2 separate regions of the Homo sapiens genome follow, and region 2 is linked to region 1. A link is a contact called in ENCODE Hi-C or POLR2A ChIA-PET data. All regions are on one chromosome and are shown on one strand. The core of a region is the stretch at or near the end of the contact, and the rest is flanking DNA. Distances in the headings are between cores, read along the strand shown.

What was found. Hi-C counts contacts between places; a loop is a spot of excess contacts on that map. ChIA-PET counts read pairs that join two places held with the same protein, here RNA polymerase II (POLR2A). Pooled maps may share reads with other maps.
Region 2: POLR2A ChIA-PET joins it to region 1 with 15 read pairs in activated CD4-positive, alpha-beta T cell. The contact joins two enhancer-like sites. A Hi-C loop is called at or near these places in 7 of 50 pooled maps. POLR2A ChIA-PET finds 5 or more read pairs at or near these places in 6 of 52 experiments (CD8-positive, alpha-beta memory T cell, MCF 10A, PC-9 and 3 more).

Annotation. Positions count from the first base shown.
Region 1 is chr22:37,600,328-37,606,650 of GRCh38, reverse strand. No RefSeq gene overlaps it. Among named protein-coding and RNA genes, the nearest start is that of GGA1, 5.3 kb to the left of the region's middle. RefSeq lists a silencer at 4,795-5,089. Within about 2 kb of position 4,835, at least 4 of the 41 ENCODE cell types and tissues checked have a DNase peak (open chromatin) inside an H3K27ac peak, as active enhancers do.
Region 2 is chr22:37,884,632-37,890,937 of GRCh38, reverse strand. EIF3L (eukaryotic translation initiation factor 3 subunit L) reads right to left here. Exons shown (of 13, transcript NM_016091.4): 12 at 4,093-4,173; 13 at 1,531-2,512. The coding sequence ends at 2,474. Among named protein-coding and RNA genes, the nearest start is that of MICALL1, 19 kb to the left of the region's middle. Within about 2 kb of position 3,205, at least 9 of the 41 ENCODE cell types and tissues checked have a DNase peak (open chromatin) inside an H3K27ac peak, as active enhancers do.

The sequences.
Region 1 (6,323 bases), core at 3,586-6,085:
GTTGGCCAGGCTGGTCTCGAACTCTGGACCTCAAGTAATCCACCCGCCTGAGCCTCCCAAAGTGCTGGGATTACAGGTATGAACCACTGCGCCCAGCCTATTATATTTATTTTTGAGACAGAGTTTTACTCTGTCGCCCAGGCTAGAGTGCAGTGGCACGATCTCAGCTCACTGCAACCTCTGCTTCCTGGGTTCAAGCGATTCCCCTGCCTCAGCCTCCTGAGTTGCTGGGATTACAGGCATGCGCCATCATGCCTGGCTAATTTTTGTATTTTTAGTAGAGACAGGGTTTCGCCATGTTGGCCAGGCGGGTCTCGAACCCCTGACCTCAGGTGATCCACCTGCCTTGACCACCCAAAGTGTTTGGATTACAGGCGTGAGCCACCACGCCCAGCCTGAGATGAATTATTACTGAAATAAAACTCACATCGCATTTACTGCATTCATTTAGGGACATGTCTGTGCTGTCAGGAGTCACTTTTAAAGACAAAATAGATTTGATTTAGGTGCAAATTCTGACTTCACTGCTTTCTGGATGATCTTGAACAAGTGTGTCTGCAAAATTAATCCCCTACCACATGTTCCCTACCACCTTTTCTGCTGAACTTTTCTCCTTAGCACTTATCTCCACTACATATTTCATTTCTTTGTTGTGTTTTGTGTCTCTCTCCCCCACCAGAATGTAAGCTCCACCACGGCAATGGATTTTATTTAGTTACTTCACTAATAATATATCCCCAAGCCCTAAAACAGTAACTGTTACACAATAAGTATTCAATAAATATGCATCAAATAAATGAATGAATATGCCCAACATTGCACAGTGAGTATGGGGGTTTGGAGAGGCGAGCCAGGCTGTGCTTGTAACAAAGGCTCTAGGCTGTCCCTCTGAGTTCTGGGGAGCAGGGCGTGATAAGGTAGACTCAGGAGCTGTGTCTATGCGTGAAGGGCCTGGCCCAAACTGGGGATCAGGGTAGGAGGTACGGTAGGAGGAACCTAAAGATGGTGAAAGGAAGGAGGACCAACACGGGAAACTTGGAGGAAATGCCTGTGGCAGCCGTTCCCACCCATTCCCCACCATGAGCAAATGTGTTGCTTTGAGAGACTTGAGGAACCCCTGAGAAGGGCAGGTAAAGCTCAGCTATAATCACCTAAGCCATGCCGACCTCTAAGGATTTAACACCTCAGCTCCTTCCTAAGAAAACCCCTGGAACACTGGAAACGTTGGTGAGGGAGGGCTGGGGCGAGGGAATAGGAGCTGGGGAGATGGGCATCCTTGCAAACTTGGAGGAGAGATATGGGGGAGGACATGCAATTCTTTCTTGGAGGAGGATTGTAGAAGGTTCAGGAAACAAACTGAGGCGTGGCCCCAGCCTCAGCCCCTGTGACTCCAGTCAGATCCTGCATGTCCCTTCCGGGCATGGGAACCTCAGGGGAGGGGGGCACAGAGGACCATGGTTGTCATTGTCGCCTTTAATATTCCCACAGACCTCAGAGTTGAATTCTATTCTTCCTGTTTTACAGATGAGAAATCTGAGACTCTGAGCAAGGATGTGGTTGGCCAAGGCCCCCACGTGTCTCCATCACAAGAGCCCACATCAGAGCAAGTCCCTGCCTTCAAAGGATGGAAAGCACAGAAGCAGGCTGGGCGGGGTGGCTCAAGCCTACAATCCCAGCATTTTGGGAGGCCAAGACGGGTAGATCACTTGAGGTCAGGAGTTTGAGACCAGCCTGCTCAACATGGTGAAACCCCATCTCTACTAAAAATACAAAAATTAGCCAGGTGTGGTGGTATGCACCTGTAATCCCAGATACTTGCGAAGCTGAGGCACAAGAATTCCTTGAACCTGGGAGGTTGCAGTGAGCTGAGATCGCGCCACTGCACTCCAGCCTGGGCGACAGAGTGAGACTCCATCTCAAAAAAAAAAAAAAAAAAAAAGGCTAGTGGCTCAAGCCTGTAATCCCAGCACTTTGCCAGGCAGAGGCGGACGGATCACGAGGTCAGGAGATTGAGACCGTCCTGGCAAACATGGTGAAACCCCGTCTCTACTAAAAATACAAAAAATTAGCTGGGCGTGGTGGCGCGTGCCTGTAGTCCCAGCTACTCAAGAGGCTGAGGCAGGAGAATTGCTTGAACCCAAGAGGCAGAGGTTGCAGTGAGCCAAAATTGCGCCACTGCACTCCAGCCCGGGCAACAGAATAAGACTCAGTCTCAAAAAAAAAAAAAAAAGAATAAAAAAAGAAAACACGGAAGCAAACAAAGCACATGGAGGTAATTACGAAGGGACCCAAGTGGGCTAGTGTGAGAGAGTAGAGGCCATATGGGAAGTGGCCTGGACAGGCCTGTTGGAGTTGATATTTAAGCTGAGAAGGAGCCAGCGGTAGAAAGGGTGACTACGCAGACAGCAAGTGCAAAGGTCCTGAGGTCACACAGCTAAGAAGACAGAAAGCAGAATTTGAACTCAAGCTTGATTCTCTGCACCCAAAGTTCATGCATGATCCCAGGAGCCATGATTCCAGATGCTGCTGCTGACTGGGAGAGAGCAGACATCAGAAAGATGACAGAGCCTACGGAATGGATGTATTCAACTCCTCATGTATGTGTGCAGGGGACAGGGAGAAGGGCTCTATTTTCTGAATCCGATCTGGGCCAAGTGGTGTAACCAACATCATTGCCAAAATGTGTGAATTTACACAATAAAAGGCTCACAAAGTATTAAAATTTAGCTCTATTTCCCGGTGAATTTAATAAATTATCTTAATTGAAAAGAATCATGTTGGCTGGGTGCAGTGGCTCACACCTGTAATCCCAGCACTTTGGGAGGCCGAGGTGGGTGGATCACGAGGTCAGGAGTTCAAGACCAGCCTGACCGACATGGTGAAACCTCGTTTCTACTAATTAGCTGGGCGTGGTGGTGTAAGCCTGTAATCCCAGCTACTCAGGAGGCTGAGGCAGGAGAATCGCTTGAACCCGGGAGGCGGAGGTTGCAGTGAGCCAAGATCACACCACTGCACTCCAGCCTGGGTGACAGAGCGAGACTCCGTCTCCAAAAAAAAAAAAAAAAAATTATAATAAATATTTATTTATTATAAATAAAATTAAAAAAGAAAATGATGTTTAAGATGAAAAGAAATATAATTCAGTACAAATATATAAATGCCTGTGTTACAGAAGATTATCTCATTGGTTGTTTGCAGTTAAGCCTTTCCCCCAAAATCTAGATTGCCTGAAACAATGGGACAGCAAAAATAAGACCTGCTACAAGGTCAGCAAGACCCCGTCTCTACAAAAAATTTAAAAAATTAGCCAGGCATGGCCAGGCACAGTGGCTTACTCCTGTAATCCCAGCACTTTGGGAGGCCGAGGTGGGCAGATCACCTGAGGTCAGAAATTCGAGACCAGCCTGGCCAATATGGTGAAACCCCATCTCTACTAAAAATACAAAAAATTAGCCGGGCTTGGTAATGCATGCCTGTAATCCCAGCTATCTGGGAGGCTGAGGCAGGAGAATTGCTTGAAACCTGGGAGGCGGAGGTTGCAGTGAGCTGAGATTGTGCCACTGCACTCCAGCCTGGACAACACAGTGAGACTCTGTCTCAAAAAAAAAAAATTAGCGAGGCATGATGGCGCCTGCCAGTGGCCCCAGCTACTAGGGAGGCTGAGGTGGGAGGATGGATTAAGTCCAGGAGGTTGAGGCTACAGTGAGCCATGATTATGCCACTGCACTTCAACCTGGGCAACAGAGTGAGATCTCAAAAAAAAAAAAAAAAAATCTGCTGCAAGGGAAATCTGGGCCATTTCAGGGTGGGAGTGAGGGGACTGTGGCCACTAATGAAATGGATTTGTTCATTGGGCTTTTCCATGTCCTGGGAAGATTGGGGGGCAGGTGGGAATCTCCCATGTGACAGTTCATTTCACTACCTTTGATCTGATTCCAAATCAGGATAATTTGCTACCATTTATTGACTCATCCATTATGTGCCATGGCTTTTTCATTTATATCATACCAGTACTTTAAGATAGTTATTAGTCTTCTCAAATTACAGAGGAGGAAAGTAGAGGGCCAGTGAGGTTACAGAAACTCTTGCCTGAAGCCATAAATGGGGAGCTGGGGCCAAGTTCTGCTTGATTTCCAAGGTGCTGCAGGCTCTACCCTGCTGGTTTTCTCTGGGTGACCACCATGTAAAAGCCCCTTGGAGAGGCTGGGCACAGGCACAGGGGGCTCACGACTGTAATCCAAACACTTTGGGAGGCCAAGGCAGGAGGATCACTTGAGCTCAGGAGTTTGAGACCAGTCTAGGCAACCAGAAAAAAAAAAAAAAAGAATTAGCTCAGCGCTGAGTGTGGTGGTATGCAACTATAGTCCCAGCTACTCGATACGGCAGGAGGATCGCTTGAGCCCAGGAGGTCAAGGCTGCAGTTAGCCGGCCCAGGAATGTCTGCCCAAAGTTAGAGAACCTTAACCTCTGCTCAGTCCACCTCATGCTCCCCAAGCCAACTGTTCCTGCCTGCTCTAGCTCCCCAAGGACCTTAGATCTGAGAAGAGCTTATGTAGATTCACCTCAAGGTCTGACTACATGGTGTGGACCATCTCTGCTGCAGAGTGGGACTCTAGTCCCCAGCCTCCTCTGCCCCAGCTCTTCATAATATCAGCCTCTCCCTACTCTAGGTGCTCAGGTGTACCGGATGGGGTCATGTTTGCCAGTGACTGAATTGTGTGCCAACCAGTTAGGGGACAGAAGGGGCTGGGGAATGAAGAGTCTGAGCAACTCCCTTTTCCCCACCCCCGGACACCTTTTCATTGGGTAGGAAGATGTAAATTACAGGGGCGTGGACACTGAGGCGGATACTATGCCCTTACCCCACTGGCCAGAAGGAAACTAGAGACAGCGGATTTCATCAATGGGAAGACAATATGCAAATACTGCCCCGTGTTAGTTGGCTGATGGACAGTTGCTACTTTTCATTCTTGTGCTCTAGCACTTGGAGTTTACAGCATGACTCTGAGGTCGAGGTTACACAAGAAAGCAATTAATGATTCAGCGCCCACCTTGTGCCAAGTCCTGTGGCAGGACAGGGGAGGAAGTTGGGGGGAATAAGAGAGGCAAGCCCCTGCCCTGGTAGAATTTACATTCAAGTAAATTACTCAGCCCGTAAATGAACAATATACTTTCAGATTGGATGGTGCCACAAAGACAATCAGCCAAGAAGCTGTAGGCTGGTGGGGCTGTCCGAAGTCCTGTGTGGGTTTATTCAAAGTGCTGCAGAGGAGGGCGAGGGACCAATTACCCGACAGGTGGCTGAATGAGTGTGAGACAGAAGGGGCAGTGAATGGAGAATGAGGAGGAATTTCCTCCCCAAAGGTGGGTTGGGGGAGATGGTGTTTGCTAAATAAAATCTTTTTTTTTTTTTTGAGATGGAGTTTCACTCTGTGGCTCAGGCTGGAGTGCAGTGGCTAGATCTCGGCTCACTGCAACCTGCGTCTCCCACATTCAAGCAATTCTCCTGCCTCAGCCTCCCGAGTAGCTGGGATTACAGGCACGAGCCACCGCGCCCGGCTAATTTTTTTGTATTTTTAAAAATTATTTATTTATTTTTGAGATGGAGTCTTGCTCTGTCACCCAGGCTGGAGTGCGGTGGCACAGTCTCGGCTCACTGCAACCTCTGCCTCCCGGGATTAAGTGATTCTTCTGCCTCAGCCTCCCGAGTAGCTGGGAGTACAGGCATGCGCCACCACGCCAGCTAATTTTTGTACTTTTAGTAGAGAAAGGGTTTCTCCATGTTGGTCAGACTGGTCTCAAACTCCCAACCTCAGGTGATCCACCTACCTCGGCCTCCGAAAGTGCTGGGATTACAGGCATGGGCCACCAGGCCCAGCCCTGTTTTTTGTATTTTTCATTGAGACGGGGCTTCACCATGTTGGCCAGGCTGGTCTCAAACTCCTGACCTCGAGTGAGCCGCCCGCCTTGGCCTCCCAAAGTGATGGGATTACAGGCTTGAGCCACCTCGCCCAGCCTGCTAAATAAAATCTTTAGAACTGGGGAGCATGGCAATGCTGGAGGGAAAGAAGTGCAGGACAGGAGAGTGCAGAGCTGTGTGACTTCGGGTAAGTCACTTCACCTCTCCAACCTCGGTTGCTGGGAGGTTAGAAATAACATGTACATGGCCGGGCACGGTGGCTCATGCCTGAAATCTCAGCACTTTGGGAGGCTGAGGCGGGCAGATCACCTGAGGTCAGGAGTTCAAGACCAGCCTGGCCAACATGGTGAAACCCTGTCTCTACAAAAATACAAAAATTAGCCGGGCATGATGGCACGTGCCT
Region 2 (6,306 bases), core at 1,956-4,455, 290 kb before region 1:
AACAAAACAAAGAAGGCCGGGCACTGTGGCTCATGCCTGTAATCCCAGCACTTTGGGAGGCCGAGATGGGTGATCATCTGAGGTCAGGAGTTTGAGACCCACCTGACCAACATGGTGAAACCCAGTCTCTACTGAAAATACAAAAAGCCAGGCGCAGTGGCTCACGCCTATAATCCCAGCACTTTGGGAGGCTGAGGCAGGCAGATCACCTGAGGTCAGGAGTTCGAGACTAGCCTGGCCAACATCGCGAAACCTCGTCTCTATTAAAACTACAAACATTAGCCAGGCGTGGTGGCGTGCACCTGTAGTCCCAGCTACTTGGGAGGCTGAGGCAGGAGAACCGCTTGAACCCCGGAGGCGGAGGTTGCAGTGAGCCGAGATCGCGCCATTGCACTCCAGCCTGGGCAATAAGATCAAAACTCTGTCTCAAAAAAATAAACAAAAATAAAAATACAAAAAATTAGCCAGGCATGGTGGCATGCAACTACTTGGGAGGCTGAGGTAGAATAGCTTGAACCTGGGAGGCAGACGTTGCAGTGAACAGAGATCGTGCCACTGCATGCCAGCCAAACAAATAAGGTCATGCTGATGGCATCCAGGGCTTAGGATATGGACATGTCTTCTTGGGAACCACCATTCAGTTCCCAATAATAATTATCAAACCAATGGGGAAAAAGAGCATACTGAAAAGCTTACGAATTCCAAGTGTGGGGAAACAGTAACTGAACATCCATTATAGGCCAGGCACTGCACTGGGCACTCAAAATAGCATTCTCATTTATTCGTCACCACTGCCCAGTGAGCCAGGTTCTGCTACACTTATTTTTTATTTTTTTTAGACGGAGTCTCGCTCTGTAACCCAGGCTGGGGTCCAGCGGCACGATCTCTTGGCTCACTGCAAGCTCCGCCTCCCGGGTTCACGCCATTCTCCTGCCTCAGCCTCCCGAGTAGCTGGGACTACAGGCGCCCGCCACCACGCCCGGCTAATTTTTTTGTATTTTTAATAGAGACAGGGTTTCGCCATGTTAGCCAGGATGGTCTCGATCTCCTTGACCTTGTGATCCGCCCGCCTCGGCCTCCCAGTGCTGGGATTACAGGCGTGAGCCACCGCGCCTGGCCTGCTAACCTTATTTTATATACAAGGAACCAGGCAGAGATGTGAGACAACTTGCAAGCAGGGGCTTCCAGTCCAAGTACCCACTATAGGGTGACAGGCATAGCATTAATACTGTGGGTAGGCAGGAAACCATTTAGCTCAGCTCCAGCAGCTGCCTAATGTGACCTTGATCAAGTCACTAACTACTGTGGGTTCATTTCCTCATCAATAAGATGAGGAACTACTACTAAACCTGAGTTGTAAGGTGTAAGTAATGTATATGGATCCCTCTTTGCACAGTTCCTGGCAGTAGGAGGTGTTCAATAGTTTCCTTCCAGGACCCAGCACTGCCACAAATATGTCATGAAAATTATAGGTCATTTAAAGTTCATAGGATCTTGTGACGCACAAACAAAATACTGAACGTGAAAATGTCCTGTAAACCAAATATACTGCTTTATGAACAAGAGGGATTTAAGAATTCAATTTAGGGCTGGGCACGGTGGCTCACGCCTGTAATCCCAGTACTTTAGGAGGCAGAGATGGGCAGATCACGAGGTCAGGAAATCTGAGACCATCCTGGCTAACACGGTGAAACCCCATCTCTACTAAAAAATACAAAAAATTGGCCGGGCATGGTGGCGGGTGCCTGTAGTCCCAGCTACTTGGGAGGCTGAGGCAGGAGAATGGCAGGAACCTGGGAGGTGGAGCTTGCAGTGAGCCGAGATCGCGCCAGTACACTCCAACCTGGGCGACAGAGTGAGACTCCGTCTAAAAAAAAACAAAAAGATTTTGAATTTAGGCGGGGCGTGGTGGCTCATGCCTGTAATCCTAGCACATTTTGGGAGGCCAAGGCAGGCGAATCACTTGAGGCCAGGAGTTCGAGACCAGCCTGGCCAACATGGTAAAACCCATCTCTACTGAGAATACAAAAATTAGCTGAGTGTGGTGGCACACGCCTGTAATCCCAGCTACTTGGAAGGCTGAGGCAGAACTGCTTGAACCTGGGCAGCGGAGGATGCAACGAACTGAGATCACGCTACTGCACTCCAGCCTGGGAGACAGAGTGAGACTCCATCTCAAAAGCACAAAATAAAAATAACTCAATTTAAACACTAACAACTGATGTATCCTGAAAGCATCAGGACACATGGGAAATGTATTACTGCCACAACCCACAAATTCTCTCCTACAATAATGAGACGACAAATCTGGCTCCAAAGATCCTTTACTGAGATCCACTTGAAACACTTCGGTCCTTAACTTGTTAACTGAGTTGACAGGCTGATGGCTGATCTAGGTAAAGGTTTCACGGTAGCAAAAACACTTCCTGCCTATAATACATCAAAACAGGTTCCTGAATGTGTGTGAATATCATCAAGGTCTCTGTCCCATCTTCTTCAGGGTTCGATTAAGCTAGAAGAGAAAGAAAAGCAAAGTTACATACGGGGATTTCCCCAACCCCTTTCCTACAGTGTGTATGATCACTAGGTCAGATTCCCAGCTGCCCCTCTGAAGCCAAGAAAGGAAGTTTCTGATGTGGGTGTCCACTATGTGTGTGCAAAGCCGTGACATTCATATGGCCCTGCACAGTTCACGCGGATTATTCTTTTATCTGCCCTTCACACTCAACAAACCCATACACAACACTGCTCTATCCATCTGACAGAAAAAGGATTCAGACTGGCCAGACGTTTCAAGGTTACTAGTTCAGTTAGGGGAAGAATGAGAAGCTTTGAACAGGATCCTTGTTAGAAGACAGCCCTAGCCCACCACCCTGACAGATGTGATCTAAACAGCCAGAAAGTAAAAAGAGCAGCAGGGCTGTTATGATCCTGCAGGAAGAGCCTGACCTCTGCTGGAGAACTCAAAGCACCAGGACACAGTAGCCCTAGCAATGGCCACAAAGAGAGACCCACACCCTTACAGTGTTTGGCCTGACCCACAAGACCTCTCCTAGGGCAAGACAAGGAATGCACCAAGTATGTCAAAACAGAGCTTCCTGTCCTCCAGCCTACAGGAACTAGCCAGACCTGTCTAAGTTGGAAAACAATGCCAAACGGGGAGGGATGGGCAAGAGCAGGCAGTGAATCCACCCATATTAGGAAATACCAGGGAGGGAGAGGAGAGCTGGCCACCCGCAGAGGGAGATCTTGGAAAGAGATGCTCTGGAGAAGGCTGATGCAGCAATTCCTACAGGCCCAACCCCACTCCCCAAACCCCAAGCAGCCAGCCAGTCTAGCTTGAAAATTTAAAGGGCCAACCTCAAGCTTTCTTTTGCAGTGGCATGATCTCTGCTCACTGCAGCCTCCATCTCCCAGGTTCAAATCATTCTCCTGCCTCAGCCTTCTGCGTAGATGGGATTACAGGTGCGCACCACCACACCCAGCTAATTTTTTTAATTTTTAGTAGACATGAGGTTTCACCATGTGGCCAGGCTGGTCTTGAACTCCTGATCTCAAATTCAGCCTCCCAAAGTGCTGGGATTACAGGCATGAGCCACTGCACCTGGCCTCTTTTTCTTTTTTTTTTTTCTTGAGACAGGGTCTTGCTCGGTTGCCCAGGCTGGAGGGCAGTAGGCTTTCTTAATAACAGAAATGAAAAATTTAAAAGGCCAGGCATGGTGGCTCATGCCTGTAATCCCAACACTTTGGGAAGCTGAGACGGACTGGATCACTTGAGGCCAGGAGCTGGAGACCAGCCTGGCCAACATGGTGAAACCCCATCTCTACCATAAATACAAAAATTAGCTGGGTGTGGTGGCACACACCTGTAATTCCAGCTATGCGGGAGGCTGAGGAGGGAGACTCGCTTGAACCCAGGAGGCAGAGGTTGCAGTGAGCTAAGATCACGTCGCTGCACTCCAGCATGGGTGACAGCACAAGACTCCATCTCAAAATAAATAAAGGAATAAAAATTAAAAAAAAGTAAACTCTCGATTCAGTTCCTAAGCTCTGTCCTGAGCCAACAAACCCCTCTTCTCTCAGATCTCTCACCTCCTCAAATTTGTGGATCTGACGGATGAAGAAATCCCCATAACGCCTGGCGACCTTGGTGTCCGCGATGTGGATCATGTCCTGTGGGGGAAAGCACAGTCAGGGAAGAGCAGCCAGGTGGAGGAGCAGGGCCATCTAACCCAGGAGCCACCATGGACTTGCAAGTGATAATGATGGTGAGTGTTAGATGTAAAGGTGGGGAAAAGACCACTGGAAAAACACCACCAGTTAACAGTAACTCACTCTTTCTAGAGAGTTTTTCTTTTCTTTTTTTTTTTGAGATGGAGTTTTGCTCGTCGCCCAGGCTGGAGTGCAATGGCATGATCTCAGCTCACTGCAACCTCCGCCTCCAGGGTTCAAGCAATTCTCTTGCCTCAGCTTCCCAAGTAGCTGGGATTACAGGCTCCCGCCATCTTGCCTGGCTAATTTTTGTATTTTTAGTAGAGATGAGGTTTTACCATGTTAATCAGGCTGGTCTCAAACTCCTGACCTCAGGTGATCCACTCGCCTCAGCTTCCCAAAGTGCTGGGATTACAGGCATGAGCCAATGTGCCCGGCCTAGTTTATATATATTTTTTTTATCAATTCATTTGTACTTTTATTTTCTAGACTTTTTTTTTGTCTTTTATTTTCTAGTCTTTTTTTTTTTTTTGAGATGGAGTCTTGCTCTGTCACTCAGGCTGGAGTGCAGTGGTGCGATCTCGGCTCACTGCAAGCTCCACCTCCCGAGTTCACACCATTCTCCTGCCTCAGCCTCCCGAGTAGCTGGGACTACAGGCACCCGCCACCATGCCTGGCTAATTTTTTTTGTATGTTTTTAGTAGAGACGGGGTTTCACCATGTTAGCCAGGATGGTCTCGATCTCCTGACCTCATGATTCGCCCGTCTTGGCCTCCCAAAGTGTTGGGATTACAGGCGTGAGCCACCGTGCCCAGCCTCGTCTTTTTTATTTTGGGAATAAAGATGTTTATGCTGGCTGGGCATGGTGACTCACGCCTGTAATCCCAGCACTTTGGGAGGTTGGGAATTCAAGACCAGCCTGACCAACATGGTGAAACCCCATCTCTACTAAAAATTAGCTGGGCGTAGTGGCGGGCACCTGTAATCCCAGGAGGGAGAGGTTGCAGTGAGCCGAGACTGCGTCACTGCACTCCAGCTTGGGTGACAAAGTGAGACTCCATCTCAAAAAAAAAAAAAAAAAAAAGTTTATGCTCCTACACTGTTGATAAAATTGCAAATTAGTCCAATCTTTAAGTTTTGTTTTTAGCTGAAAATATTTTGAACACCATTTTACTTTAAAATTTTCTATATCCCCTAGGTTAAGATCTAAGAACGTTCTAAATCTCTGATAGGATTTCTTTCAAGTTAAGAATGAAGAGTCAAAAAGGAAAAAAAAAAGAAGCACTTTGCCAAAGACAAACCTGAACCAGCAACAGAGGAATAACAGTAAAACATGCAATTAAATAATAATCAAATAGCCAATTCTTAGGAGAAATGTTTTGTTAAACTACCCAGATTAGTTGAGAATAGCTAGGCTGGTAATTAAGAGGTGACAGAGGAATGCAGGAGGCTACTATAATTGCCAAAGAACGTATATATGTCAGGTATTGAGAAAAAACTAGGCCAGGCATGGTGGCTCACACCTGCAATCCCAGCACTTTGGGAGGCAGAGGTGGGCAGACTACCCGAGCCCAAGAGTTTGTATTTGAGACCAGGCTGGGCAACATGGTAAAACCCCATCTCTACAAAAAATACAAAAATTAGCAAGATGTGGTGGTGCAGTCCTGTAGTCCCAGCTACTTGAGAAGCTGAGATAGGAGGATCACCTGAGCCCCCGGGAGTTGAGGCTGCAGTGAGCTGTGATTTTGCCACTGCACTCCAGCCTGGACAACTGGAGGATTAAGATGCTATCTTAAAAAAAAAAAAAAAAAAAAAAAAAAAAAAGGCTTGACATGATCCTGGCAAGGGAGAAAGTTTTCTTTATTTTTATTTATTTATATATTTATTTATTTTTAGAGGCAGGGTCTCACTTTGTTACCCAGGCTGCACTGCAGTGGTAAGATCTTAGGTCACTGCAGCCTCAAACGCCTGGGCTCAAGCCATCCTCCTGCCTCAGCGTCCTAAGGCAGGGGCTATAAGGGACTCTCTCCCATAGCTGGGACTACAAGTACACGCTACGAAGCCTGGCTCAGTTTTCTTTGATTTATAAAAGCA